2 separate regions of the Homo sapiens genome follow, and region 1 is linked to region 2. Evidence: chromatin loops called from intact Hi-C (ENCODE). Cell type or tissue: dorsolateral prefrontal cortex. All regions are shown on one strand. Each heading gives the region's core, and the rest is flanking DNA. Links, peaks and the distances in the headings are about the cores only. Region 1 has its middle 11 kb from the start of RBMXL2. Region 2 overlaps CYB5R2 (cytochrome b5 reductase 2).

Region 1 (15,646 bases), core at 6,149-11,148, 570 kb after region 2:
AGTCTTTGCTATTGTGAATAGTGCCACAATAAACATACGTGTGCATGTGTCTTTATAGCATGATTTATAATCCTTTGGGTATATACCCAGTAATGGGATGGCTGGGTCAAATGGTATTTCTAGTTCTAGATCCTTAAGGAATCACCACACTGTCTTCCACAATGGTTGAACTAGTTTACAGTCCCACCAACAGTGTAAAAGTGAACAATGAAAACACTTGGACACAGGATAAGGAACATCACACACCAGGGCCTGTCGTGAGGTGGGGGGAAGGGGGAGGGATAGCATTAGGAGATATACCTAATGTAAATGACAAGTTAATGGGTGCAGCACACCAAAATGGCACATATATACATATGTAACAAACCTGCACGTTGTGCACATGTACCCTAGAACTTAAAGTATAATAAAAAAAAATTTAAAAAAATAGGCATGTAGACCAATGGAACAGAATAGAGAATCCGGAAATAAAGTCAAACACTTATAGCTAACTGACCTTCAACAAAGCAAACAAAAAACATTAAGTGAGGAAAGGATACCTAATTCAACAAATGATATTGGGATAATTGGCAAGCCACATGTAGAAGAATGAAACTGGATCCTCATCTCTCAGCTTACATAAAAATCAACTCAAGATGGATCAAAGACCTAAATCTAAGACCTGAAACCATAAAAATTCTAGAAGATAGCATGGGAAAAACTCTCTGTACATTGGCTTAGGCAAAGAGATATGGCCAAGAACCCAAAAGTAAATGTAACAAAACAAAAATAAATACATGGGACCTAATTAAACTAAAAAGCTTCTGCACAGAAAAATAGATAATCAGTAGAGTGAACAGACAACCCACAGAGTGGGAGAAAATCTTCACAAACTATGCATCTGACAAAGGATTAATATCCAGAATCTACAAGGAACTCAAACAAATCAGCAAGAAAAACAACAATCTCAAAAAGTGGTCAAAGAATATGAATAGACAATTCTCAAAAGGAGATATACAAATGGCCAACAAACATATGAAAAAATGCTCAACATCACGAATTTGCAGAGAAATGCAAATTAAAACCACAGTGAGATACAACATTACACCTGCAAAAATGGCCATAATTAAAAAAAAAAATAGATGTTGGCATGGATGTGGTGAAAACGGAACACTTTTACACTGCTGGTGGGAATGTAAAGTAGTATAACCAACCACTGCGGAAAACAGTATGGAGATTCCTTAAAGAACTAAAAGTAGAACTACCATTCAATCCAGCAATCCCGCTACTGGGTATCTACCCAGAGGAAAAGAAGTCATTATATGAAAAAGACACATTATATAAACATGCACATGCATGTTTATAGCAGCAAAATTTGCAATTGCAAAAATATGGAACCAGCCTAAATGTCCATCTATCAAATAAATGAAGAAAATGTGGTATATCTGTGTGTGTGTGTGTGTGTGTGTGTGTGTGTGTGTGTGTGTATAACTGCTTTTGCAGTAACCTAGATGGAGTTGGAGACCATTATTCTAAGTGAAGTATTAGGTTGGTGAAAAGCAATTGTGGTTTTGCCATTGAAATTGAGGCAAAAACCGCAATTATCTTTGTACCAACCTAAATAACTCAAAAATGGAAAACAAAATGTGGTACGTTCTTACTTATCAGTGGGACTAAGCTATGAGGACACAAAAGCATAAGAATAATATAAGGAACTTTGGGGCCTCAGGGGGAAGGGTGGATGGGGGTGAGTGACAAAAGACTACACATTGGGTACAGTGTACCCTGCTTGTGTGACAGGTACACCAAAATCTCAAAAATCACTAAAGAACTCATCTATGTAACCAGAAACCACCTGCTCCCCCAAAAACTATTGAACTAAATTTTTTTAAAAGTCAAAAAATAACAGATGCTGGTGAGATTGCAGAGAAAGGGGGATGCTTATACACCAATCAATCAATCAATCAATCAATTAACTTACGGGAAATTACATTGTCCAAAAAGTGTGGACTTAATATTTGGACCCACCCAATCTGCTCTGGAGACATTTCATAAAAACTCGAAAAACTGAACAAAAGACATAACAAAAAAATGTTAAATGCATCAAAGATATGCCAAAATAGTAAGGAGTTATCAGGTCAATATGTAAGCGAAGGAACTTTTGATAGGACAGCATTTGCCAAGTCCTCTGAACTTTAACAGTAGTTTCCAAGGCTTGTTGTGGCTCGGAAGACAGAAGACCAAATCCACGGTACACATTGATGAGGATTCTAAAAGGAGACCTTCCTCTCATAGAGCTGGGAATCCAAAGAGCTGTGCTCTCAGGGTAAGAGCAAGACAGACATAAACTGCCTCACCTACTCACACAGCCTGGGGATTGCTTTGACACTGAGCTGAACATCCACTAAATGGATTGGTAAGTGAATATGTGATGATATCGAGGGTTGGAAAGGGGGTGAAACAATAGATATTTACAGCTAGGTGAATGATATATTGAAATTATCACATTTGGAAAGCAGTTTGGCATTGCTTAGCAATCACTCTAGGTACAGAAATACAAGGATGTTGAGAGTGGCATTGTTTATAACTGTCCCAAACTAGAAGTGATGCTGACATGTACAACCATAAAATGGAAGAATAAATTGTGTTATAGTCATGCAATGGAATACCAGATAGCAACAAAAATTAACAAATTATAACCTCATTCAAAAAAATAAATATCCCAAATAAAGTACTAATGTAAAGAAAAGGCAAAAAAGCATATATAATTCCTTTCACATAAAATTATAAAATTCAGCAAAACTATATCATATTACTTAAGAATATAACTAGGTTATTAAAATATAAAGAAAAACAAGAACATGATTTTACAAAAGTCAGGAAAGTGGTTACTTCCAGGAGGGAGAGGAGTTACATTTGGGGAGAGGCAATGAAGGACTCCTTGTGTGCTATCTTGATCTAGTTAGTGATTACACATGTGTTCACTTTACAGCTTTACTGTAAAGTGTATAAATAATTTTATGCTCTTTTATGCAGGTATGATACATTTTTCAATAAACATTAAATAGAAAACTATGACAAAATAAATACTACTACTAGGATGAAGACGACAGTGGAGAAGGAGCAAGAAAAGGAGGAAAGATGAGGACACACACCTCTCTAACTTGAATTGTCATAATAATTGTGGAATCCTAGCTTTAGAACACCAAGAGAATGCTCTCTGTGTTGGCTGCTCTTAGTTCTACAGTTTTAATTTTCCTTATAGGCTTCTAGATTTCTAAAATGGCAATGTAAACTTTGAGGAAATCTAAAATGTCTCCTTCTGTCAGTGTTTCAAATATTTGAAAGGAACCAACACAGTCTCTGAAAAAGCCACCTTGATTTCCTACTGATATAACAGAGACACTCCTCCGTAGACATAATGAAAAATAAAAAAGATAATTGGACTGTAAAAATGCTCAGCACTGAAAAAGAGGGATCAAGCTGACAAATCCCAGCAATGTTTCACCCTCTGCCACCCCAAGTAAACTGACTTGTTTCCTAGAAAGAAAAAATCATCGAAAAATCTATAATTCACACATTCAAAAAGATTGGGGGGGGACATTACGATTTATGAAACTAAAATAGAAAATTATGAAAAAAGCACAATATGAGATCAGGAAATATTTTTTCAAGACTTGAAAAGCATAGTTGCTGAATTATTTTAATGGAGTCAGCAAACAGAAGATTTGTCAGGAGAAAAAATTGAGATAATGAACTAGATATAGATACATTTTAATGAAAAACTAAACCTCAAGAGAAATAACTCAGTATCACCCAATATAGACTTAACTGAGGAGAGAAAATGTTAGCAACATGGAGGACAAATCAAGAACATGGAATATGCATGTAAAGACCATCCCCAAAAGAGAAACCAACAGAAGAAAAGCAAAATCAATGAAATAAAAGACAAACATGCCTGAAACTAAAAGACTGCTTGAATTTGGGGGATGAAATGTCTAACTTCAACTAAAAGCAAATATAATTTTTTAAGAGGGCATAGCTTCATAAAAGTTGTGAATGTTAAGGATTAAAAAAATAAATTCTCACTAGAAAGAAAAGGTGAAAGGAAAAATAGTGTCCTGCTGGCCTCAGATTTCTGCACCATAACAAAAAATGCCAGTTTAGCATTGGCTAAAGAATCTTAAAAACGACAGACATACAGTAGGAACGTTTTCTATTTGATCAAGCACACATTCATTAGAAAATCTGCTGAAAGATATTACCAACCATATAAGAACTCAGAAAATCTACCAACCACATTTCCATTCTTAAAAGTTATTACTGGTTCTATTTCAGCCAACCACAAAATCAATTGTTAACATTTTAACTTAATAAAAGGGAAGATGGTATTAAAAAAAAATTGGTAGTAAGTATTGAAAACAAAATTTAATCTATGTAATTTTAAAATATCCAAATGGAATTGAATGTAATTTGTCACTATTTTTGGCAGAGCATCTATAACATAAATTGTAAAAGTTTAAAATCCCAATGATTTCATTCAAAACTGCCAAAGGGAGATGGGAAGAAACTAGGAAACTGATACATTATAGTTTTCTTTTTAAAAATTGGGGTGGGGGGCAAAAATACTTTCATTCTTGACATTGAAAGCATAGGTCCTTCCTCATTTTAAAAAGTTAAATGTAAATAATCATGTTGTCAGCAAATAATTATATTTTAATATTATTTATTCCTTTACTTCCCTTTGTAACTTGCTTTTTTTCATTTTCTGACATTCTAGATCAATCATAAATTTCTCATTTCTTACTTCAGATTCCTTCTTACTATTAAAATTTCTGTCAGCTGATACCTTGAGATTGATACATTTTGCCATGTTCTACATTTGGTTTACCAAGAGTTTGTATCAAAAGCGGATATTGAATTTTTATTAATATTTCATGGGCGTCTATGGAGATGCTCATGTGACTTTTTTTTGGTCTACCGATATAAATTATTAATAAGTTTTACAAAACCACATTCCTATTTGTTCATGATATTCTTCAATACTTTGTGTGATCCAACTCTTACTATTATTTAGAATATTTTCTTACCTATATTCATGGGTAAAAAGTGTTTATAATTTTCATGTTTTCATATCTGCCAGATTTTGATAGCAAGTTTACACTGGCTTGTAAAATGAACTTAAATATTGTCTATCTTTTAAAATATACTTCAGTGATTTATATAACAGGGAAATTATTTTATTTTACTTATTTGCAATCTAACCAAAGTAAGCATGCTTTCAGAGAATTCTTTCACAGATTTAAAATTGCTTACATGGTTATTACCCTATTTATATATCCTACTTATCCTTGAGTCAATTTCTATGAATTATATTTTTCCATTAAAATATCCATTTTTATGGAAATCAGGGAGGAAGAACTCAGGCAGAGCTTGGCTGATAACCTTAGTTGAAGATAGAAAGACAACAGTTCAGAAGGGAAAAAAGGTGCTACCATTTGCAGGCCAGAGTAACAGAGAAAAGAGGCTGCACTAAGAAAAAACTCCAGACATCTCCAGAGAGTCCACCTAGAATATTTAGCCAAGTATTGATTCATGCAAATGTGTGAGGAAGCTATCTGAGACTGGGGAAAGAGCAACCCAAAATGATTAGGAGGAGCAGTACCTGTCCCTCACTAGGGCCAAGAATAGTGCTTGTTGCCATAGTACTGGATTAGCCCTAGATTGAGTACCGCTTCACCGCTATTTTTAATTTGATAGTTATTGTTCTGGTTAGCCAGCACTTACATCCTTAAGGAGCTGAGGACTGGTTAATTCCATCTCTCCTGGATATCTAGAAACATTTATAAAATCAAATGAGTGTTTCAGTAAAGCACACCCCTCCCGCGAGGATCCTAAATCTAGCTTTGTTCTAATCCTTCCTAAAACAAATGAAGGACAGAGGAGTTATTCCAAATATATTAGTTATATGTGGAGTGTTTACTCCACTGGAAATAATAAAAGTAAATAAAGCAGTGTTATGACTGAGGTCATAAAATCCATTTAGTGAAAACTAATATTACTAAACAATTTTAGAATATCAAACATTCAAATATATTTATGACTTCCTTAAATCAGAGAAATGGTGTTTCTTCAACACTTCTACAAAGAAATTCTTCAATTCAATGTTAAGTATTTTTGCAGTTCTACTGTCAAAAATATTTAACTGGACATAAAAGAGAAAACATGTAACAGTTTATGCAGATCCTACTTCACTTCTGCCTTCTTTTCAGGTTCACTTCTAGTCTTCAATTTTGCTTCTATTCCAAAGCAGAAGCGTATTTTCTGCTTCCAGGATGAAGTGTTTTCATTTGTACTCATATGTGAGTTGGATTGCAATTTCTAGTTAGTGTTTTTCTTCCTCACAAGGCTGAGAAATAAATCCTCAAAGATAGAGATCATAATTAGTGTCTCATATTTGCATTTCTACCCTTCAGAACCATGCTCAGCCAGTAGTATATACTGGTCTATACTAAATGAGTGAACAGAAGGCTGAGGACAACGCCAAGCACACAGTGGTTCCCTGTCACGAGCCCCTTCATTCCGCCTCAACGGAACATTTTCATGGAATGAACATTTTCGTGGAAACCAGTAAGCATCTGAAAAGTGGAACTGCATTTCCAGGCTGTCTAAATACCCAGAGTGATTACTTTCCCAAGAACGTTTCCCCTAATGGAAAATATAAACATTATGGTTTGTTTTCCCAGATCTCTGATTTTGATAGGGACCAACAAAATTGTAGCCACTGTAGAAGGTTTAGAATCTCATACAAATACAGAATAAGGTCTACAAGAAAAGGCTTATAACAATTAAATTTCCAGATACAATGGAAGGCTAAAACCACATACACTGTCTATGTATTTGTGGCCACATAATAAGACAAAACACAAATGAAAATAAGAACATTATGATGATTAAGTTCATCAGCACAAATTTGAGACTAGAGATAAAATCATATTATATATAATTTTCTGGTGTTACTGATAAAGATAGCTGATGGATAAAACAGAAGACAATATCATCTTGTAACGGGGAAATCAGGACATCTTTCAGTTTACAATCTCATACCAGATAGGAGTCAATGAATTGCTGCCTGTGAGGTAGTTGAAGGATTCAGGTAAGGGCATGATTAAACCAGGGAATGGAACACTGAGAATGGTTTAACCTCAAGTTATACCCTGACAACTGCCACTAGAAAGCAGCCATTGTGAAGGAAGTATGCCCCAACATTCTGACAAAGCTGAGCTTAACTCTGGATTTGATACCAAACAACACTATAGATTTTGTTTTTAAAAGCACACATATCAGTTCCAATTCAAGATTGATTGTGAGATTTCTTAATTCAAAACAACTGTCAAGTTAAGTGATAATATGCTAACTGTAAGGAAGCTAATGGTCAAAATAATTAAAAATAGTCAGTACCCAGCAAAGAACGCCATACCAAATATCCAGGATGTCCTCATGTCCTACCCATGTATCTTTTCCATGGAGGAAGTACAAAGAGGGAGTTATAAAAAGGTATTAACATATTGGATGAAACTAGATGTTGTGTGGGCTTTATCTTTGTTAAGTAATCTATACACTAATTTTTAATGTATTTCTGCTTCTCATTACATATTTTTCTATAATATGCATGCTTATTAGAGAGTGAATACTCCTTATTTATTAATTTTTCCTAAAACTTTAGGGTGAGAACTGAGCTACTTAGATTGATATCATAAAAGAGAGATCTGAGCTTTTATGCTATGGCATAAAAGAAATAAACTGCCATATTGTAAAAGGACATGTGAGAGGAGCACATGGCAAGGAATTGTGGGAGGTCCCTAGGAACTGACAGCAGCTCCATAGCTGAAAACCAGCAAGTCCTATAACCACATCATAATGAATATATGATAAATTATTCATATATATAATAAATGAATAAACTTTGAGGCATTTAGATGTAAACAAAATTTTAATCTTTAGGTAATAAAATTTATCAATATATAACTTTTGATACCTCCTTTACTGTTGGGCTTAGAAAAATTTTCCAAAACTCAATTATATAAAAACACAAATAGATCTTCTTCTAAACTTTTTGTTGTTTCTATTTTTACATTTAAAAAGTTAATCTGGCTGAGCACAGTGGCTCACTCCTGTAATCTCCAGCACTTTGGGAGGCCGAGGCAGGCGGATCACCAGCCTGACCAACATGATAAACCCCGTCCCTGCTAAAAATACAAAAATTAGCCAGGTGTGGTGGCACATGCCTATAATCCCAGCTACTCAGGAGACTGAGGCAGGAGAATTGGTTGAACCCGGGAGGCGGAGGTTGCAGTGAGCCGAGATCACACCACTGCACTCCAGCCTGGGTGACAGAGCGAAACTCCATCTCAATTAAAAAAAAAAAATTAATCCACAATTTTGCAAGTTGAAAAGAGTTCTATGGATGGATGGTGGTGATGGCAGCATAACCATGTGAATGTACTTAATGCCACTAAACTTGTACACTTAAAAATGGCTAAGATGGTAAATTTTGTCATATGTATTTTACCACACTTAAAAAAAAAAGTTAAAATCCTACCTAAAAAAAGTTAATCCACCTAGAACTCATTTTGGTGTATAATGATCAAAATCATTAGGACTTTTTTCCAAAGTGGTTAGCCAATTAAATCAGCATCAGTTATTGAATTACTTTTCCCACCAATTTGAATGCTTATATATACTTGGATATACTTCTGGTCTTTTCAACTGTACATAACTTGCAGTACCTGATTATATGGGGATTTCCAGTTAAAAGCATAAGCAGCACCTAGCCTAAATCCACAGACCCTAGAGTTCAAGTTCCAAGGGGCAGGTTCAAGAAAGGAAACATAAAGCACCAATCCTTGAGCTTTTAGTGACATCTAGTGGACTGTTATCATATGGTAACTTCTGTTCCGTGTCAGGAAGCATGCTTTCCTCCACTCAGCTTCTTAATCAACTAGGGCAATTTTAAATACAAATAAAAATGCAAGCCTTAGTATGTTTAGATGGCTCTCTCCCTCCAACCTTTCTCTTCGGTCCATCTCTCAGGTGCCAAACTGCAGCTCAGATAATCACTCCCATCTTCAGAAGTTTCAATAGTTTCCATGTAAATTAGCAGAGATGGGATATAAAATCAACAAGATGAAGACACTCCTAAAATTAATTACAAATAGAAACAAATGAACCTAGCTGTATTTAAAGTGGATAACATACACAAATGAAAGAGGAGTTTCCCTGTTTCATGGAATATCTTGAAATTTTACCACCTCTGGAAAGCCTCCTCATCAGAATTAATTGGTTTGCTTAGCACATTGCCCATGCCTATTTGATAACATTTCTTGCTCTGTTTTGCATTTTAGGTAGTTTATGCAGAAAAATGTTACCCACACTAAACTATGAGTGCCTGAAGGATAAAGAGGGTCTGATTCATCTCAGATTCAAACAACCCTGATACCTTTAAAAGCTACTTTATCTGTGAACTTGGCTCTGAGACTTTAAAGGGGGTATCAGTAGTTACTCCCAGGGCATTAATCCAGCCAATACTTGTCTTTTTCCCAACTTCTTCATTTCATCTGTTTTTTTCTTACTAGTTTGACCTTGAACTGATCTCACATTATTTGCCTCTCCTATTTGTTGATTCACATTCTGTGTTTCTCATTTCCCCTCTCCTGGTAATCAACCTCAAGATATGCTCTCTTAAATTAGTGTCTGTTAGTAATTCACCTGCATTCCTTCACCTTTATTTATATAGCACAAACTCCCAGCGAAAACTACCTTGATGTCAAAAGAGAATAGGTATAAGAAAATCAGTCTTCATTCACTGAGGGTTACTATGTGCTACATGCTTTTTTATATATTATCTCATTTAATTTTCACAGAAATTTAGCTCTTATACATCCTTCACATCTTAGTTCAATTATCACTTAAGGATGCATTCTCTAGGTGTCCTATATATAGTGGTCCCCAAGCTTTTTGGCACCAGGGACCAATTTTGTGGAAGACAACTTTTCCAGGGACCAGGGAGTCGGGGGAGATAGTTTTATGATGATTCAAGCACATTACATTTATTGTGCACTTTATTTCTACTATTATTACATTGTAATACATAATGAATTAATTATACAACTCACCATAAGTAGAATCAGTGGAGGCCCTGGGCTTGTTTTCCTGCAACTAGATGGTCCCAACTGGAGGTGATGGGAGACAGTGACAGATCATCAACTATTAGACTCTCATAAGGAGCATGCAACCTAGGTCCCTCACATGTGCAGTTCACAATAGGGCTCATGCTCCTGTAAGAATCTAATGCTGCTGCTGATCTCAAAGGAGGTGGAACTCAGGTGGTAATGCAAGTGATGGGAGCGGCTGTAAATACAGATGAAGCTTTGCCAGCTCGTCCACCACTCAGCTCCTGCTGTGCAGCCCAGTTCCTGGCCCAGGAGTTGGGGATCCCTGTTATACTACATCAAGCTTTTAAAAACATGTCTCATAGTGCTATGTATCTCTCTTTCATAGTGCTTGTCATGGTTAAAATGTTGCTTTTTGTATGACAATTTAACCAGTCTATCTTACCTTTTGAACACTGTTCCATGTGAGGATTAACAATGTCTACTTTGGCTCACCAATATGTCTCCATTGCTTAGCTAAGAGACAAGGATTAATTTATCCAAAACTAATCCTCAGTAGATTGGCATCCTGGAAAGGATTGGCCTTCTGCAAATTTCACTGAAAGCTGCTTTTAGCCCATTTTTAATGCAGTCAATCATGGTCAGCTGCACAGCCTGGGCCACAGTTACCCCTGCAGCTATAATGTTAGTACATTCTCAATCTTGAATGCTGATGTAGCAAGTCCTGCCTCTAGTTTGCTTTGCTGCCATACAGCTTCAATTACAAGACTTTGACTCCAGCCCTTTACCACCTTAGATAAAAGTATTATTCACAAAAAACATGTTCTTCTCAGCCCCATTTATATTCTACTGTCTCTCCCTTCTCCAGCTGTTGACTGCAAGGTTCAGTGACCCATTGTCAACCTGTCTAGGGCAGACTGATGTTATTATCAAGTCCTCAACTCCTGCAAATCCACAACCACGAGCACTGAAGTGACAGGGTTATAGCTATTTCTGCCATGACATATTGCTATTATATCCTAACCCCTAATTATTCCAGGGTAGGGGCTGGAATCTCCTATATTATGCAACTCAAAAGCCCCACAGCCCAAATGTGGGAGTTCCTCTCCCAAAGCTGAAGTCCAGTCATGCTAAATCTCTGTGTATTCCCACAGAATGCATCTGGGCAACTAGCAAGTACTACTCCACTGTCTCTGTGAATCGTCCTTAATGAATATTAATCTGGCCAATAAGTATGATTGCATTCTTGTCCCTATTTTATAGATAAGGGAAAAAAACAAAGAGCAACCTGACCAAGATCATTCACTAACTGTGATCTTGGTGCTGCTTTTCTGTTTGCCTTAGTTGGCGTGATATTAGCACAGCGTTTGCCATTTGGTGGGTACTACATAAATAAAAATTAGATTCAATGAATAAATGGATAGATAGACAACCAATCTCATGAGGGGAGCATTCTTGACCCTATTTTATAGGTAAGGGGAAAAAAACACAAAGAGTAATTAAGTAACCCGACCAAGATCACAGTTGGTGAATGGTGGACACAGGATTTAAATTCAGGTCTACAAGATTACATATTACTTATTCTAAATTACTACACTCTTCAACTCAGAGATTTCTCTAGGTGCCCCAAAGCCTGAGTCAACTGTAAATAACAATAAAAACAGCTACATTTTTTAAAAATCTAGGCACTGCACTAGGCACTTTATTTCTGGGGCAAAATTGAGTCTAAGCCAATTATGCCAGAGAGCAATAATTCTAAACCCTAACAGATAAGAAGGAATCAAGCCTTTATAATAACATCAACCTGCTTTACTTCTGACTGGTTAGGAATGGGGCACTGAGCCCATGGTGGAAGTTCTGGTCCCCTCAACTGAAGAGGTGAAGAAGAAAGAGGCAGCAGAAAATTAATGGGGACTATAAAGAGTCAAATATATCTCCAAGATTTCAAGCTGGATGAGTGCAGCTTGAGTAAATACAATTAAAACTCTCAAGTGTACTTTTTCTGAAGACTTTTGAGTATAGAAGCAATTTTACTAGGAATATAAATGATAAATTCCAAAGGAAAGTCTGTGCTACTGCTTTGCAGAATGCCGTAATACTACCACTTAACGAACCCCACTGCATTCCAGGCACTGTGCTGGGTGCTGTATATGAGTCATCTTATTTAAAACTTCCATAAATATGATGAAACTGTATTATCACCACACATGAAAAAAACGGAAGGTCTAAAGTTTTAAGAAAGTTGTCCAAGCTACATGAATAACAGAATGAGAGCTTCTGCATATGATCAAAAGATTCTCTCTCTACTATAACAAGCAGCCTTCAAACCTGAGAAAGCTTTACTATTTCTTCCTACTGTTTTCTCTAAAATTTTCATAATAGGTCCTCATATTTTTTATTCCCCTTGAGCACTTTAATAAATATGATAGTGAGATGCATTCAACAAGGACATCATTGCTATGTCGTTCCTCTAATTTTCTGTGCTTGATATGTTCATTCAATGTCACTCACAAAATATTTATCAAAATCATTTTAAAATCATTCTTAGATGTGCTACACTGTAAGAGTAATTAGCTTCAGAATAAACTTCACCACAAATAGAACATGTAGGTTCTGAAAGAAATTGCCATGAGCATTGGATATCATGTGTGCACAGCAAGAGCAATACAGCCTTATTTTGCTTGGTGAGTTCTTAAACACATTCTAAAGAGGAAAACATTTATGAGAACACAGTAACTATCCCCAGAGAGAACATTTATATGGAGGAAAAGAAGGAAAGTTACATCACTTTTAAAATAAAGGCTAAAAGGGAGGGGGCATGGAAACCACATAAAGGTTGAAAAATGTTAGAGGCCCCAGTTAGGAGGAACACTAGCAGAGAAGCCTTCTCTATCTCACTTGGCCTAAGGCAAGGGGAAAAGGGAACTATTGCCCTATGGGGGAAAAAAAAAATTCTACCTCTAGCACTCTTTAAGATAGTCACAGGAGCCACAGTAGAATTCCGGTTGTGATCAGAAACAGAAGATGTTCAGCCTTCATCTTGTGGGGATTCGGTAATGCTGTCAGTTGCCACATGGACAATTTGAATACTCCTGAAACCATTTTGGAAGGAAATATGGAGGAGATGGGGTTTCAGGAGTAATCGGAGAAAAGCACATGATAGAAAATATAAAGGTTTTCACTGAGATACAAATTCCTTAAATTTTACTCAGTGGGTGAGTTCTGGAAAACATGTGATAAGCTCTCTCTCTCTCTCATCATTATGAAAGTGATTATAAAGAGTTCTCAATTGACTAGACCTCTGGCATATTTTCCTACAAAAATATTTCCAGTAAAGAAATATTGAGACTGTTGTATTATATATGTATGAGAGATCTACAACCTTTGTATGCTATAATCTCTAAAATTAACTCACTGAACTCCAGTGAGTCTTTATTTTCCTAATGTTAATACTTTGTTTTTATTAATAGTTTCAATATTCAGGAGATTACTCTTCAGAAACAGCTTGTTGATTGGAAAACGTTTTTCATCGCTATTACACTTCAAAACAGACAACAAAAGGAAAAACTGCACCTTCCTCTAAGATCTGGTTCTCAGGTATTGCCGGTTCTACCCTTGAGATTATGGTAAACAAGCTGTGGGCACAGTCCGAGATAGAAAGGTTTTAAAAACTCATTTAAATAGAATAAGGCATCACCCATATTGATGAAAGAACAAAGCCAGGAGAAAGAATCATTGCCAAGATAAGAATGTTGCAGCTGAGTTTCAGCATATTAATAACAAACATTTTTCAGTAATTACATGCTGGGTGGTATGCTAAGCTCTATTTTTTAATATTAAAATGTGTATTATAAAATATTTTGAACTTACGGAATAAGAGATGCCAATGTACAGACCACAGAAATTTAAGATGTTAAACTTGTCAGTTTTGCTTAAGAGCCATCACTTTTAAAGACATAAAACATTCAGCTAAAGTTCACTCCTCCTCCCATCTTTTTCCTTTCCTCTTAACTCTAAATATCCTGATTTTTCATGCTATCATTCAAATCCTATTTTGTTTACTATACCTATATTTATGCGATTCGCCTTTTTCACCAAATATTAATATTTTCATATTTATCATAATGATACATGTAGACCTGGCTGATTCATATTAGCTTCTACACTGAGCTTCATCATAAATCTCAGTTGATCCACTCCAGGTAGACTACTTTTGTTGTAAACATTCAAAGGGTGCTTTACTGACCAATCTTGTGCGTATCTCCTTGTGAATATGCACAAATTTCTTTAAGTCCATTCCTTGAAATGGAATTTCTGGGTCGTAAAGTATGCATCCTCCAACTTTACTAGGCATTGCTAAAATTATCTCCAAAATGATTGTATCAATTTATACATCTATCAAAAATGTAAGTCTTTGTCCATTTTTTTCTTGTTTTTTTCTTATTATTGATTTTTAAGCATTCTTTTGGAAGTCATTTCAATGTAAATATATTCTTCCAATATTATGGCTTGAAATTTCACTTTGTTAATAGTCACTTTTATCATTAAAATACCTTAATAATAATATGGAAAATTTTATCAATATTTTCCAAGTTTGTACTTTTTGTCTTAAAACGGAATTCTCAACCCCACCGTGGTGTATACATTTCTTCACTTTCTTCTAAGTGTTTAAAAATTTCCTCTTCACATTTAAATCTTCAAACCATCTGGAATGTATTTTTGTGTATGCTGTTATGGAATCTCACTTTTAACAAATAGTCTTTTTTTTTTAGAATTTCATTTTGCCACCAATGACTTTTAAAATTACCTCTGTTGCATAATGTGACAGAAGTGGACTTGTTTCTAGGATCACAGTTTTGGTCTATTGGTCTGTCTATCCTTGTTTGCTGACATCATACAATTAAATTGCTAGAGCTTTGTAATAAGTCTTGGTATCTGTAGGATGAGTCCTTCCTAACAACTGTTCATCTGAATTGATTTGGCTTTTCTTGCTCTTTATTCCACCATGCAAATTTGAAGATTAGCTATATCTCCCATTAGTGTCTCTTTTCTAAATACTTGTTTCTTAATAATTTGTTGGTGGTGAAATGAAGCTATTGATTTTTTGTGGTTGGTTTACCAAATCTTTTATTATTCCATCATTGATCAACACAAATAAATGGTGTTATTCGGGAAGAGGGGAGGGGAGCTGTGTGAAAAAAATCATGAAGTGACTTCATTTGAAGTTGTATTGTTTTTCCAAATTAATTTGATGAGGTTGAGAATAGTTGATAATGAAGTCCTCCCAACCATGAGTATATCAATCTCTTATAGTTCTTCTTTTATGTCCTTTAATAAAGATTAATTTTTTCATAAAGATCTTACATATTTTTGTTAGATTAATTCCTGGATCATTTTTTAGCTATTTCTTGCATTTGCTCTTCTGAGCCACTAGTGTGTCCTCTCCTTTAATGCACCTACTTTATTATTGTCAAAAAAAATCATGTTGTTAAAAG
Region 2 (15,646 bases), core at 3,171-8,170:
CCGTGGCCTATTTGTCTTATATGCACAGGCCAAAACCTTGACCTCAGCTCTATCAGGTGGTGAGATTACACTCTAGCCAGCTCGCTGGGCCCCTGAGCCTCCTTGCTGTTCCCTCACTCCATCTCTATGCACGAGAGCTCAGTGTTGTGCGTGCCGTCTCTCAGCTCCCTGCTCGGCCTGTCAGGCAGGTCCTGTTGGCAGGAAGCCTAAAAGAATGAAAAACTTTGAGATAGAGAATTGCTTAGAAACTGCCTTGACCCACTATCTCCTCAGCCTTGGCCTAGGCCGTGCAAAGTTAGTGGGACAAGGTAATGTAGAGGCCTCTGGGAGAGTCTAATATGAGGCCTCAGAGTTCGCTGCTTCGTCCCAGCCCAGTGGAAGTGAAGCAAGTTAGAGATGGGGCTTGAAGGACCAGCCAGGGAGCCCCATTTGCCCTGGGGACACCCTCAGGCCAGGCCTAGGTGGCTGCATATGAAAGAGCCTTTCCAGGTTTCCAGTTTCAGGTTCTCAGAAGGAAGCTAGGTGTCTCACTTACTCCTGGCTATCCCTGGTGCCCAGAGGGACCATGACCAGAGTCATTGAGCCTGTTCTGAGCCCAGAGTGTTGGCACCTCAAAGACTTGGCTCATCCCCTTGAATCAGCTTCAGGGACCAGCCCCTCTAGTGCCTACTCTGCCTGCTTTTTTCTCCTCCTGCCTCCTCCTCCTCCCTGCACCTTAGGTCTTGGTTTCTATCCATCTCTCTGTTCCATCTTCCTTGTCTCGACTAATTTCCCGTATGTAGTCCACTCAGTTTCTGAGCGAGTAGAAACTGAGGGAGTAAACTGACTACATACATACAGGAAGTTAGTCAAGGGTTAGGGTTACAAAACTTTCTCTTGCCTCTAGCTCTTAGTATCTCTTGATTGCACTCCTGTCCCTGCCACTAATTGCCTTAGTAATTTGAGTCTCACATTTTGGATCCAACAGGTCGTAGCTGCCCAGTGTGTCATCTGACAGTGGGATGTAGTCATGATCCATAGGTCTCTGGCCACACCTGGTTTATTGAATTCTACCCAGGAAGGGCAGAGTTACATGGTTAAAAACTTCACTGCTACTCCTCACAAGGCCATAGGCCAGGAAGACATGATATTGTTGTTTCATTTGCTCCATGGGTACCCAAATCCTAGGGCCCTGTAGTATCTGTGAGCCCAGGCCTGCTCTGTGCCTAGTACCAGGATACAGATGGAGTAGTTGTAATTTATTCACAGATCTCAGTGATACATCCAGTTTAGGAAGAAAGGAGTTTGTGAAGGCCACATATTTTTCTTGAATAGACAAATATTCCTTTCTAATTTTTTTTTTTTTTTTGAGACAGGGTCTCATTCTGTCGTCCAGGCTGGAATGCAGTGGCACAGTCTCAGCTCACTGCAGCCTCGACCTCCTGGGCTCAGGTGATGCTCCCACCTCAGCCTCCCAAGTAGCTGAGACTGTGGGTGTGCACCACCACACCTGGCTAATTTTTTGTATTTTTTTGTAGAGATGGGGTTTCGCCATCTTGCCCAGGCTGGTCTCGAACTCCTGAGCTCAAGCAATCCACCCGCCTCTGGGCTGGGATTACAGGCGTGAGCTACCATGTCTGACCCCTTTCTGTAATTTTTAATACTCACTCTCCAACTTTAATGATCTTTTCCTGCTCCAAAAAGCAGTTACACTAAGATCACAGGTGGGCAGACATATCACCCCCATTTTACAGATGAAGAGACCAAAACCCAGAGAGGTGAAGTGACTTGCCTAGGGTAGCACAGGGAGGCAGGGCAGGCCTAGGATCCGGGCATCCCATATTTGGGTTCCTTCCCTGCTCTCTTCTTCCCACCCCTCTTAACATTGTGCCCCCAGTATTTGCTCCCTTCACTGAAGCTCAGTCCTTTATTCCTGGGCCTTATTTAAGCTAAATATGCTTTGACTCAGTGCTTGATGCCTTTTCTATAGGTAACTATGTCCAGCTCTTGGCAAAAATCGATAATGAATTGGTGGTCAGGGCTTACACCCCTGTCTCCAGTGATGATGACAGAGGCTTTGTGGACCTAATTATAAAGGTAAATAGTGCCCACCATATCTGGCTAGCTCGTGCTTCCAAGCCTACTGAGGGTGGTGGGGTGGAGGGGCAGTGCTTTTTCTCTGAGGGCACATATGCCCTAGGCAGGGCTTTCCAGCAGTGAAGCTACAGTTAACCTTGTGGCAGCTTCATCTTCAGGGATTGCGTACAACAATTCAGAGAGGAGAACACTTTCTCTGCAAAGCTTCCAGCAGTAAATGCATTTTCTAGTTGTACGTGGCTGTGGCATTGTGTCTGGGAATGTGAAAGCAGTGCTGCCTTGCTTTTCAGATCTACTTCAAAAATGTACACCCCCAATATCCTGAAGGTGGGAAGATGACTCAGTATTTGGAGAACATGAAAATCGGGGAGACCATCTTTTTTCGAGGGCCAAGGGGACGCTTGTTTTACCATGGGCCAGGTACTGGAGGGGTTAATACTTGGGCTCCCAGCTGGGAGGAAGATTCCTGCAATGGTTCCATTGTTCTCGTACACTCCTCAGATTTGAGTCACATGGGGTTGTCCTTAGTCTTCATTCATTCACACACAATGCATAATGATCACACTTGTTACACATTCACACACCCACTTCATGAGGTTGTCAGCTTTTGTAAGGTAGGGGAATGACTTGGTGTTTCCTCGTCATTGTATCAAAATCTCCAGCACAATGCCTGATACATAAATGGTGCCTGCTAATACTGAAAAATGGATGGAGGGAGTCCATGCTCCTTGGTTACTCACATAGCCATTGTTTACTCACTGGTTCACCTCCGTGAGTGAGAATGCTCTTTGAGTCTCTGTGTTAACTTCAGCTTGCCCCTCTTTTTCCTCAGAACAGAAGGCCCGGCGATTCCCCGACCAAGCCCAGGCTCTATTCCCACTTTGTGCACTGGAGCACCAGGGCTAGCTGAGGAGACTGCCCTGGCCTGCTTCTCCAGCTTAAAATGGTGCAGACAGTCCCTTAGCTGGACGTGCCTCCTGGGAGTCCTAAGGAATGTCAGTGATCTTTTGCAGTCTCTTTAGGCAAGAACTGCAGAGGTCATAAGCATTCTCTGTGTTTCCAGGGAATCTTGGAATCAGACCAGACCAGACGAGTGAGCCTAAAAAAACACTGGCCGATCACCTGGGAATGATTGCTGGGGGCACAGGTAAGAGGCTTCTAGGGGCTCCATCCAGAGAGTGAGCCCCGAGACCCATTCTGACTTGGGAGTCATTTGATCCTCTAAGGGACAACATGAGAGATTTCGCCTCCAGCTGTAGAAGGTGGGAACGATGAACCAGTGACAGGTCTTGAAACTGACCCTGTGTACCCTGCTTCCCCTAACCAATATGGTGGCTGCTCAGGAGCCTTGTGGGGACCTTTCAGGTCAGGCTTGGGGGCAAGCTGGGCAGGCCCACCCATGCTGTCCCAGGGGCTCCTAGATCCAGTTCAAGCCTGACTCTCCCCATCCCTTGAAAATGACTGCCTGAAGAAAGAGAGCAGTCTTTGAAGGAGACATACAATGTGCCAGGCACTGTAATAGGCATTCTTAAAACGATCACATTTACCCGTCATTGTTTGATGAATGAGGACACTGAAGAACTTAGAGTGTTCTTTCCATCTTGCCATATGAAAATGAGAAAGACTACCTGACTTACTGTTGCATTAGAAAGGAAAACCAAAATGAAGGGCTGTTTCCTGCTTTGAGTTTTGGGGACAGAAGTGAGAAAAGGATAACTTGGGCTGGGGGAAGGTATGAAGCTTGCTGCAGGTCAGGGACTGTGGGCTTCAGAGACAGGGAGAAAGCTGGCTGCTCGCTCACTGTGTTCCAGGCATCACACCCATGTTGCAGCTCATTCGCCACATCACCAAGGACCCCAGTGACAGGACCAGGATGTCCCTCATCTTTGCCAACCAGGTCAGTTCCTGCTGAGCTTGCAGTGGTAGGATGGAATGTTTGCTGAGCTGGGCTCTTGTTTTCATTTCTCCTGCATTGACTGAGCTCATGCTGCTTGGGTGCCTGCATCTGTGGGAGGGCTTAGTGGGATCAACAGGGCTGCTGGCAGCTGGAGAAGCTGAGTCCAGGCCTGCTTTTTGCATGTATTTAACTCTTTTGTGTCTCCTCAGCCAGCCCTAAGCACTAAGCATTCCTTTTTTCCTTAAGATGTACTGCTGTATTTTTGCTAAGTGTAAAATCACAGATGTCCTCAGTGGACACTTCAGAAAATACAGAATATAAATATTTACTTACTTTTTAAATCTTTTTTCTATATATGTTATATATTTGTAATTTATATATGCTTTTTTTTTTTCACTCAGCATTACCACAACAGGCATTTTCTTCTCTTTAAGATGCTTTATAAATATTTTCATCATAGTTTTTATCAAGTTGCACTATAATTTACTAACTTCCACATTCAGGCTGTTTTCAGTTCTAAATAATATGGTGATGAATAATTGTGCCTACGCTTGATTACTTTTAGATTATTTTCTAAAACAGAATCCCAGAAGTGGAATGACTGGGATGAGAATCATGAGGAGTTTTAAGATCCAGGTCTTCTGTGCAGTTATCTTTGAGGCTGTGACAGGTTATTTTTGGCTTTGGTTCCCTTTCCCCCAAATGGGGCTCCAGACTGTTTTCCTCTCCTTCACATATCCAGTGCTGTTCTATCACAGGACTTTCTGAGCCCATTACATTTCTTCCAGAAGATCCTGGGCCTGCACTGAGCTTGTTCCAGTTAGGTTTGCTGTGCTAGAGCTCAGTGTAGATGTAGGAGGCAGGGCTGGAGCTCCGAGTGAAGCCATCCTGGCCAGCGCTTGGCTAAGGTCCTTCTAGTTGGAGGCGGTCACTGCAGCTCCATGGGAACCTACATCCCATGGAGGTTCTTCATCCACATGGAGGAACTTCATCCACAAAACAAAGGGTTTGAGCTTCAGGAGCAGCAGCAGAACTCTTGTTTGCCGTGGGAGTTGGCAGCGAGCACTCCAGCTGGAGTGGTGGCAGCTTTGGCCAGGAGTATGCTGACCGGTGTAGTCAGTCCAGGGAACAAGAGGATGGCCCTGGAGGGGCTTTTTCAGTGTTGCTTCTTTTCTAGACAGAGGAGGATATCTTGGTCAGAAAAGAGCTTGAAGAAATTGCCAGGACTCACCCAGACCAGTTCAACCTGTGGTACACCCTGGACAGGCCTCCCATTGGTACGACATCCATTGCCCTCACTCACCATGGGTCAGCACCAACCCTTGACCACTTTGAGGACTGGTCTCTGTCTCTTTGTTTTGTTTTAGTTTTGTAGGACCAGATGTGGGGGTTAAGCCTGGGGCTCTGGCTCCAGATGGGAAATGTGAGAAATTGAGGGAGAAAGGATTTGGGATGGCCTGCTTTTAAGGGCAATCGAGAGCAGGTGTCTAATACATCAGCAGCACCTCACGCTGCACTGAACATCAAAAGGGACACTGCCCCTGTCCACTGTGAACACCCACCCATTCCACACAGCCATCACATACACATCTAATATGGGCACTGACCCCTTCACCACTCACCCTTCTGCTTACGGCCACCACACCCCTTACCGCCCACCTCACCTGGACATGCTGAGCCCCCAGACAGCTGCTGCAGCCCAGACAGCATCCCAGCAACCACTGTGCACAGAGCACCCCACAGGCGCGCCTCTCACACTGCTCCCGGCTGTACCTGCTTGTCATACAGGTCCCTGGTCGGCAGAGGGCGCTACCCTACTGAGCAATTCTGCGCAGTTCCACTAACACCAGGCCACACCCTGCCGGACAACTCCAGCTGGCTGTACTGATTCACACACCTCGGTATACCTCGTTGTGTTCTCCTTCCTCGTCAATGCTGACAGCTGACAGACAGCAGCAGGGCTTCAGGGTCCCTGCAGTGAGCCTGGGACCTGGGGTGATTGCTGCAGAGGGCTGTTTACTAGTTCTGAGGCTTTTTGCAGGGAGCAGTAGTACAGACTTCTAAGCCTTTGTAGAGCAGCTTGTCACCTCCTCCCTGGCTGAGGGTGGGTGTGCAGGCGGCCTGGGATCAGGAACTCCACCTGGCATCGCTCAGCTTGCTCCTGCATCTCCTTCATTTCAGGCTGGAAGTACAGCTCAGGCTTCGTTACTGCCGACATGATCAAGGAGCACCTTCCTCCTCCAGCGAAGTCCACGCTCATCCTGGTGTGTGGCCCGCCACCACTAATCCAGACGGCGGCTCACCCTAACCTGGAGAAGCTGGGTTATACCCAGGACATGATTTTCACCTACTAACACCTCCACGTGCTCAGCAATTTTGCATGTCCCTTTTCATCTGTTTCAGAGTAAGTTCAATTTCACCACGGTAAACTGGGATGTTTTCAAAAGTGCCTTGCCATGTACCTTCGCGCACACACTGGTTCTCCTCTTTTGGGTGTGGGCCTAACAAAAAGGGCTCAAGGGGCTGGAGACTGGCTGCTGGGGCCTCCTTGCTTGGAGGCTGGAAAGAGCTCCATTTCAGTATCTTTCTCCGTGGTTTTGTGAAATAAACTCAAGTACAAAGCAGACAGCCCATGAAGTGTGGCTCTGTGGGGGACGTGCTAGGCAGTCAGGAGGCCGTGGCCTGGCCTGTGAGTTGGCTTCTGCATGCCCATGGGGGTCACAACTGGCAAGTGTCGGGGCAGTTCCTAAAAAACTCCAAGTGGGGTCACATCAACTCTCAAGAATCTCTCCATGGCACTAGGGGTCATGGTAGGAGTGGTTACACACAGAAACTTCTCAACTTTCAAAGTCAGGTTCCAGAAACTGCCTTAAATCCTTTGTATCATGAAACCCAAACGAGGGTCTGTCGGGGTGGGGGGGAGGGACAGCCAACCTCACCCATCCCCCTGTTCACTGTCTCCTTGGGGATCCTTCACTGCTTTCAAGGGAGACCCCACTCTGGCCACCCCCATCTCTCCAGGACACACTCCAGGGCCTGGCTCCCAAGGCCCTTCTTGGTTTGCTCCTGCCGACTTTATCAGATTTTTCTTTCCCTGGGCCCCCAACTCCGACCCCATTCTCTCACCTACTGGTTCTCAACTGAGGGTGATTTTGCTGCTCAGGGAACAGATAACAAAGTCCAAAGACATGTTGGTTGTCAGCTACAGAAGGGGTGCATCTACCCTCTATTAGCATTTAGAGGGTAGAGACCAAGGATGCTGCTAAACATCTTAAAACCCACAGGAGAGCCTCCATCACAGAGTATTTCCATCACAGAGTATTACGCAGCCCAAAGTGACAGCAGCACAGAGGCCAGGAAACCCTGCTCTAGCCTACCAACTTTTGGCAATCCCTAGGTTGTACTGGGCTGTTTCAAGTCTGTCTACCTGGAATGCCCTTCCTCTCCGGCATACCTGGGAAAATATGATTCATGTTTCCAAATTCAAGTGTCATCTCTTCCATGGAACCTATTCAGACTCCTTCCCCAAACCCCCATTAAGAATGACAACATGCAAGGGAGGAGCCAAGACGGCCGAATAGGAACAGCTCCGGTCTACAGCTCCCAGCGTGAGCGACGCAGAAGACGGTGATTTCTGCATTTCCATCTGAGGTACCGGGTTCATCTCACTAGGGAGTGCCAGACAGTGGGTGTAGGTCAGTGGGTGCGCGCACCGTGTGCGAGCCGAAGCAGGGCAAGGCATTGCCTCACTTGGGAAGCACAAGGGGTCAGGGAGTTCCCTTTCCGAGTCAAAGAAAGGGGTGACGGACGCACCTGGAAAATCGGGTCACTCCCACCAGAATACTGCGCTTTTCCGACGGGCTTAAAAAACGGCGCACCATGAGATTATATCCCGCACCTGGCTGGGAGGGTCATACGCCCAGGGAGTCTCGCTGATTGCTAGCACAGCAGTCTGAGATCAAACTGCAAGGCAGCAGCGAGGCTGGGGGAGGGGCGCCCGCCATTACCCAGGCTTGCTTAGGTAAACAAAGCAGCCGGGAAGCTCGAACTGGGTGGAGCCCACCACAGCTCAAGGAGGCCTGCCTGCCTCTGTAGGCTCCACCTCTGGGGGCAGGGAACAGACAAACAAAAAGACAGAAGTAACTTCTACAGACTTAAATGTCCCTGTCTGACAGCTTTGAAGAGAGCAGTGGTTCTCCCAGCTCGCAGCTGCAGATCTGAGAACGGGCAGACTGCCTCCTCAAGTGGGTCCCTGACCACTGACCCCTGAGCAGCCTAACTGGGAGGCACCCCCCAGCAGGGGCACACCGACACCTCACACAGCAGGGTATTCCAACAGACCTGCAGCTGAGGGTCCTGTCTGTTAGAAGGAAAACTAACAAACAGAAAGGACATCCACACCAAAAACCCATCTGTACATCACCATCATCAAAGACCAAAAGTAGATAAAACCACAAAGATGGGGAAAAAACAGAACAGAAAAACTGGAAACTCTAAAAAGCAGAGCGCCTCTCCTCCTCCAAAGGAATGCAGCTCCTCACCAACAACAGAACAAAGCTGGATGGAGAATGACTTTGACGAGCTGAGAGAAGAAGGCTTCAGACGATCAAATTACTCTGAGCTACGGGAGGACATTCAAACCAAAGGCAAAGAAGTTGAAAACTTTGAAAAAAATTTAGAAGAATGTATAACTAGAATAACCAATACAGAGAAGTGCTTAAAGGAGCTGATGGAGCTGAAAACCAAGGCTTGAGAACTACGTGAAGAATGCAGAAGCCTCAGGAGCCGATGCGATCAACTGGAAGAAAGGGTATCAGTGATGGAAGATGAAATAAAAGAAATGAAGCGAGAAGGGAAGTTTAGAGAAAAAAGAATAAAAAGAAATGAACAAAGCCTCCAAGAAATATGGGACTATGTGAAAAGACCAAATCTATGTCTGATTGGTGGACCTGAATGTGATGGGGAGAATGGAACCAAGTTGGAGAACACTCTGCAGGATATTATCCAGGAGAACTTCCCCAATCTAGCAAGGCAGGCCAACGTTCAGATTCAGGAAATACAGAGAACGCCAGAAAGATACTCCTCGAGAAGAGCAACTCCAAGACACATAATTGTCAGATTCACCAAAGTTGAAACGAAGGAAAAAATGTTAAGGGCAGCCAGAGAGAAAGGTCGGGTTACCCTCAAAGGGAAGCCCATCAGACTAACAGCGGATCTCTCAGCAGAAACCCTACAAGCCAGAAGAGAGTGGGGGCCAATATTCAACATTCTTAAAGAAAAGAATTTTCAACCCAGAATTTCACATCCAGCCAAACTAAGCTTCATAAGTGAAGGAGAAATAAAACACTTTACAGACAAGCAAATGCTGAGAGATTTTGTCACCACTAGGCCTGCCCTAAAAGAGCTCCTGAAGGAAGTGCTAAACATGGAAAGGAACAACCGGTACCAGTCGCTGCAAAATCATGCCACAATGTAAAGACCATCAAGACTAGGAAGAAACTGCATCAACTAACGAGCAAAATAACCAGCTAACATCATAATGACAGGATCAAATTCACACATAACAATATTAACTTTAAATGTAAATGGACTAAATGCTCCAATTAAAAGACACAGACTGGCAAACTGGATAAAGAGTCAAGACCCATCAGTGTGCTGTATTCAGGAAACCCATCTCACGTGCAGAGACACACATAGGCTCAAAATAAAAGGATGGAGGAAGATCTACCAAGCAAATGGAAAACAAAAAAAGGCAGGGGTTGCAACCCTAGTCTCTGATAAAACAGACTTTAAACCAACAAAGATCAAAAGAGACAAAGAAGGCCATTACATAATGGTAAAGGGATCAATTCAACAAGAGGAGCTAACTATCCTAAATATATATGCACCCAATACAGGAGCACCCAGATTCATAAAGCAAGTCCTGAGTGACCTACAAAGAGACTTAGACTCCCACGCATTAATAATGGGAGACTTTAACACCCCACTGTCAACATTAGACAGATAAACGAGACAAAGTCAACAAAGGATACGCAGGAATTGAACTCAGCTCTGCACCAAGTGGACCTAATAGACATCTACAGAACTCTCCACCCCAAATCAAGAGAATATACATATTTTTCAGCACCACACCACACCTATTCCAAAATTGACCACATAGTTGGAAGTAAAGCTCTCCTCAGCAAATGTAAAAGAACAGAAATTATAACAAACTATCTCTCAGACCACAGTGCAATCAAACTAGAACTCAGGATTAAGAATCTCACTCAAAACCACCCGACTGCATGGAAACTGAACAACCTGCTCCTGAATGACTACTTGGAACATAACGAAATGAAGGCAGAAATAAAGATGTTCTTTGAAACCAACGAGAACAGAGACACAACATACCAGAATCTCTGGGACACATTCAAAGCAGTGTGTAGAGGGAAATTTATAGCACTAAATGCCCACAAGAGAAAGCAGGAAAGATCCAAAATTGACACCCTGACATCACAATTAAAAGAACTAGAAAAGCAAGAGCAAACATATTCAAAAGCTAGCAGAAGGCAAGAAATAACTAAAATCAGAGCAGAACTGAAGGAAATAGAGACACAAAAAACCCTTCAAAAAATTAATGAATCCAGGAGCTGGTTTTTTGAAAGGATTAACAAAATTGATAGACTGCTAGCAAAACTAATAAAGAAAAAAAGAGAGAAGAATCAAATAGACACAATAAAAAATGATACAGGGGATATCACCACCGATCCCACAGAAATACAAACTACCATCAGAGCATACTACAAACACCTCTACGCAAATAAACTAGAAAATCTAGAAGAAATGGATAAATTCCTCGACACATACACTCTCCCAACACTAAACCAGGAAGAAGTTGAATCTCTGAATGCACCAATAACAGGATCTGAAATTGTGGCAATAATCAATAGCTTACCAACCAAAAAGAGTCCAGGACCAGATGGATTCACAGCCGAATTCTACCAGAGGTACAAGGAGGAACTGGTACCATTCCTTCTGAAACTATTCCAATCAATAGAAAAAGAGGGAATCCTCCCTAACTCATTTTATGAGGCCAGCATCATTCTGATACCAAAACCTGGCAGAGACACAACAAAAAAAGAGAATTTTAGACCAATATCCTTGATGAACATTGATGCAAAAATCCTCAATAAAATACTGGCAAAACGAATCCAGCAGCACATCAAAAAGCTTATTCACCATGATCAAGTGGGCTTCATCCCTGGGATGCAAGGCTGGTTTAATAGACGCAAATCAATAAATGTAATCCAGCATATAAACAGAGCCAAGGACAAAAACCACGATTATCTCAATAGATGCAGAAAAAGCCTTTGACAAAATTCAACAACCCTTCATGCTAAAAACTCTCAATAAATTAGGTATTGATGGGACGTATTTCAAAATAATAAGAGCTATCTATGACAAACCCACAGCCAATATCATACTGAATGGGCAAAAACTGGAAGCATTCCCTTTGAAAACGGGCACAAGACAGGGATGCCCTCTCTCACCACTCCTATTCAACACAGTGTTGGAAGTTCTGGCCAGGGCAATTAGGCAGGAGAAGGAAATAAAAGGTATTCAATTAGGAAAAGAGGAAGTCAAATTGTCCCTGTTTGCAGATGACATGATTGTATATCTAGAAAACCCCATTGTCTCAGCCCAAAATCTCCTTCAGCTGATAAGCAACTTCAGCAAAGTCTCAGGATACAAAATCAATGTACAAAAATCACAAGCATTCTTATATACCAACAACAGACAAACAGAGAGCCAAATCATGAGTGAATTCCCATTCACAATTGCTTCAAAGAGAATAAAATACCTAGGAATCCAACTTACAAGGGATGTGAAGGACCTCTTCAAGGAGAACTACAAACCACTGCTCAAGGAAATAAAAGAGGATACAAACAAATGGAAGAACATTCCATGCTCATGGGTAGGAAGAATCAATATCGTCAAAATGGCCATACTGCCCAAGGTAATTTACAGATTCAATGCCATCCCCATCAAGCTACCAATGCCTTTCTTCACAGAATTGGAAAAAACTACTTTAAAGTTCATATGGAACCAAAAAAGAGCCCACATTGCCAAGTCAATCCTAAGCCAAAAGAACAAAGCTGGAGGCATCACACTACCTGACTTCAAACTATACTACAAGGCTACAGTAACCAAAACAGCATGGTACTGGTACCAAAACAGAGATATAGATCAATGGAACAGAACAACAGAGCCCTCAGAAATAACGCCACATATCTACAACTATCTGATCTTTGACAAACCTGAGAAAAACAAGCAATGGGGAAAGGATTCCCTATTTAATAAATGGTGCTGGGAAAACTGGCTAGCCATATGTAGAAAGCTGAAACTGGATCCCTTCCTTACACCTTATACAAAAATCAATTCAAGATGGATTAAAGACTTAAAGGTTAGACCTAAAACCATAAAAACCCTAGAAGAAAACCTAGGCATTACCATTCAGGACATAGGCATGGGCAAGGACTTCATGTCTAAAACACCAAAAGCAATGGCAACAAAAGACAAAATTGACAAATGGGATCTAATTAAACTAAAGAGCTTCTGCACAGCAAAAGGAAACTACCATCAGAGTGAACAGGCAACCTACAAAATGGGAGAAAATTTTCGCAACCTACTCATCTGACAAAGGGCTAATATCCAGAATCTACAATGAACTCCAACAAATTTACAAGAAAAAAACAACCCCATCAAAAAGTGGGCAAAGGACATGAACAGACACTTCTCAAAAGAAGACATTTATGCAGCCAAAAAACACATGAAAAAATGCTCATCATCACTGGCCATCAGAGAAATGCAAATCAAAACCACAATGAGATACCATCTCACACCAGTTAGAATGGCAATCATTAAAAAGTCAGGAAACAACAGGTGCTGGAGAGGATGTGGAGAAATAGGAACACTTTTACACTGTTGGTGGGACTGTAAACTAGTTCAACCATTGTGGAAGTCAGTGTGGCGATTCCTCAGGGATCTAGAACTGGAAATACCATTTGACCCAGCCATCCCATTACTGGGTATATACCCAAAGGACTATAAATCATGCTGCTATAAAGACACATGCACACGTATGTTTATTGCAGCATTATTCACAATAGCAAAGACTTGGAACCAACCCAAATGTCCATCAATGATAGACTGGATTAAGAAAATGTGGCACATATACACCATGGAATACTATGCAGCCATAAAAAATGATGAGTTCATGTCCTTTGTAGGGACATGGATGAAATTGGAAATCATCATTCTCAGTAAACTATCGCAAGAACAAAAAACCAAACACCGCATATTCTCACTCATAGGTGGGAATTGAACAATGAGATCACATGGACACAGGAAGGGGAATATCACACTCTGGGGACTGTTGTGGGGTGGGGGGAGGGGGGAGGGATAGCACCTGGAGATATACCTAATGCTAGATGACGAGTTAGTGGGTGCAGTGCACCAGCATGGCACATGTATACATATGTAACTAACCTGCACAATGTGCACATGTACCCTAAAACTTAAAGTATAATAAAAAAAAAATGACAACATGCTCTTTTAGGCTGCAGAAACTAATATTGGAGCATCTGTAACCTTTGGCAGAGTCTTGTTTGAAACTGGTCTGTACTCCACTACACTGTAAGCACCTTTAGGCAGGGACCTTGGCATTCATGCCTGTATCTCTAGCCCTGGCATGGAAGGTTCTTAACACACACATGCGAAGGAGTGGGTGGATGAGGAACTTAGGAGCACAGATCTCCTTGGCAACTGGAGGACTGTCTACAGGAGCCAGTGCAGAGCAGGTGCTCCAAGTTTGTGGTGAGGACGGGTATGGTAAGACGACAAGAAACTTCAAGGTGAGCTGTGCTCTGGCTCAAGGGCAGACACGGCACTGTGGGAGAGCTACCTGTAACTGGATCATGCGGGAAGGCTTCCTGAGAGATGGTCTCTTTGCCGTGCCTTGAGAGACAGGATTTTCCCTCATGAAGGGGACTAGGAGAAAAATGCATTCCCTAGTGAGGGAAGGGCCTGAGCAGACGCCTGGAGGGAGGAAGGACTAAAGAGTGGAGAGGAAACAGACATGTTTGGGAAGTTGGTGAGTTGGGGTGGAAACACGGAGCTTGAGGTGCTCAAGGGCCTTCCACTTGGGGGAGCTATTTAATCAGACATTACGCCTGAGCTGCTCCAAGGGCAAGGCCTGGGAGGAGGCTGTGTGTCAGCTTGGGTGGAGGCAGAAGGCAGGGTGTGCACGTGTTGGGGACGCCTCTGCTCCAAGCTGGGAGTCGCACAGATACCCCTTGCAGATGACGGGAGATAGAGTCAGGCAGTGCTGTGGGTAAGGAGCCTCGTTGCTTTACCCGCTCATACCCTAAACACCTGCCTTGCCCAGCCACAGTCCCAAGAATGGAAAAAGCACGTTCTGTGAAGCAGCCCCGGAGGGACCTCCTGGTGACCATTTCACAAAACACAGTCTCTACAGAACATTCAAAACAGTTTTTCGGAACTTTTTTTCCAGCAGGTTTTATGAACTAACAGCTCTTCCCCTCGAGTGTGAGAGCCTCCAGGCTGTCACCAGGAATATCACGAGCCATCGAGTCTGTGTGCTGATATGTCACTGCCCTCCCACAAAGTGGTCTGCAGTCCACGTATAAAAGTACAAAAGGTATGAAGCCTGCGGTGAAGAGCGCAGCATGGTTGAAGACACACATGGACCCTGGGGCCACCCCTGGACACCTGTCCCACAGCTCTGCTTCATGCCTGTCAGCAGCCTGTCTGAGACACCCTGCCAGCCCGGACTGGGCTTGCAGAGGGGGCTGTGTGCCCGCTCCCCACAGAAGCAAAGGCTCCGGGGCCCCCACACATGCCTCCCTACGCTCTCAGCCACGAAGAAAGTCATCTCCAGTCATCAGAGTTGGGGGCAGGCAGGCGAGAGTCATTCAGCAGCTGGTCCTGGCTCAGCATTGTCTGAAAAGGACACAGCCGAAGGGTCAGTTTAATAGAGTTTTGGTCCAGGCTGCCCTGCGGCAGCTGCACCGGAACTAGAGGGCACTGGGTGAGGGCTGCATCTGACACAGGTGCACTATAAGTTTATAGTGTCCCAAGAAACCCTGAGTATTGGGTCAGAATAAACAACACTATTAAGATAAAAATAAATTGTTCATCTTAGAAATAAATTTTCTATTTTCAGGCCACCAAAGGCCTAGATCATAAGGGCAAGTGTGGGCAGATTCCTTTCATGGGTGGGCCAATAAATAAAAACGTTGAGTAAAACTGATCCTGTTTGGAGTCAGGGAGACTTTCCTGTTTTGTCCTTGAAAACAAGGAGAGTCGTGTGTCCCTGTCCTTGTCCTGTCATCCCAATGGGCCTTGCTAGACAAGCAAGCAAAGTACAGGGACAGGGGCCTCGATGGGGACAGACACTATAGCCAATAGGCTCAGTGATGGAATGTCCAAGAACTAAAAGGCCTTGGGAGTGATGGATCCTCAAAAACAAATCCTGTGCTCTGTGGCTGGCCTTTTCCTGCCAGCTCTAGTCTGCCTATAAGCCTGGCAAGGAGGATGTCATTAGCCCTGCTTTACAGATAACTAAGCCAAAGCTCAGGAGAGAATGACATCCAAGGTCACAGAGCTAGTGAA

The links. Hi-C counts contacts between places; a loop is a spot of excess contacts. Peaks named below come from ENCODE experiments on the same cell type or tissue, not always from the same donor. Only the 100,000 strongest peaks of a DNase experiment are listed, where the experiment ranks them.
Region 1: it touches region 2 in a loop (5-fold over the local background); 12 of 110 quality-filtered maps call a loop at or near these places.

What each region holds. Positions count from the first base shown.
Region 1 is chr11:7,091,684-7,107,329 of GRCh38, reverse strand. No RefSeq gene overlaps it. Among named protein-coding and RNA genes, the nearest start is that of RBMXL2, 11 kb to the right of the region's middle. In dorsolateral prefrontal cortex, for the core only: CTCF peaks have their summits at 8,700 and 8,899 (motif pointing left); no DNase peak of the experiment used is centred there.
Region 2 is chr11:7,656,055-7,671,700 of GRCh38, reverse strand. It overlaps CYB5R2 (cytochrome b5 reductase 2), which reads left to right. Exons shown (of 9, transcript NM_016229.5): 4 at 1,970-2,076; 5 at 2,367-2,496; 6 at 3,140-3,223; 7 at 3,888-3,973; 8 at 5,151-5,250; 9 at 6,155-6,597. The coding sequence ends at 6,327. It also overlaps a transcript of PPFIBP2 not described here. Among named protein-coding and RNA genes, the nearest start is that of CYB5R2, 9.6 kb to the left of the region's middle. In dorsolateral prefrontal cortex, for the core only: CTCF peaks have their summits at 5,562 and 5,775 (motif pointing right); DNase peaks (open chromatin) are centred at 4,008 and 5,790; H3K27ac peaks cover 3,083 bases.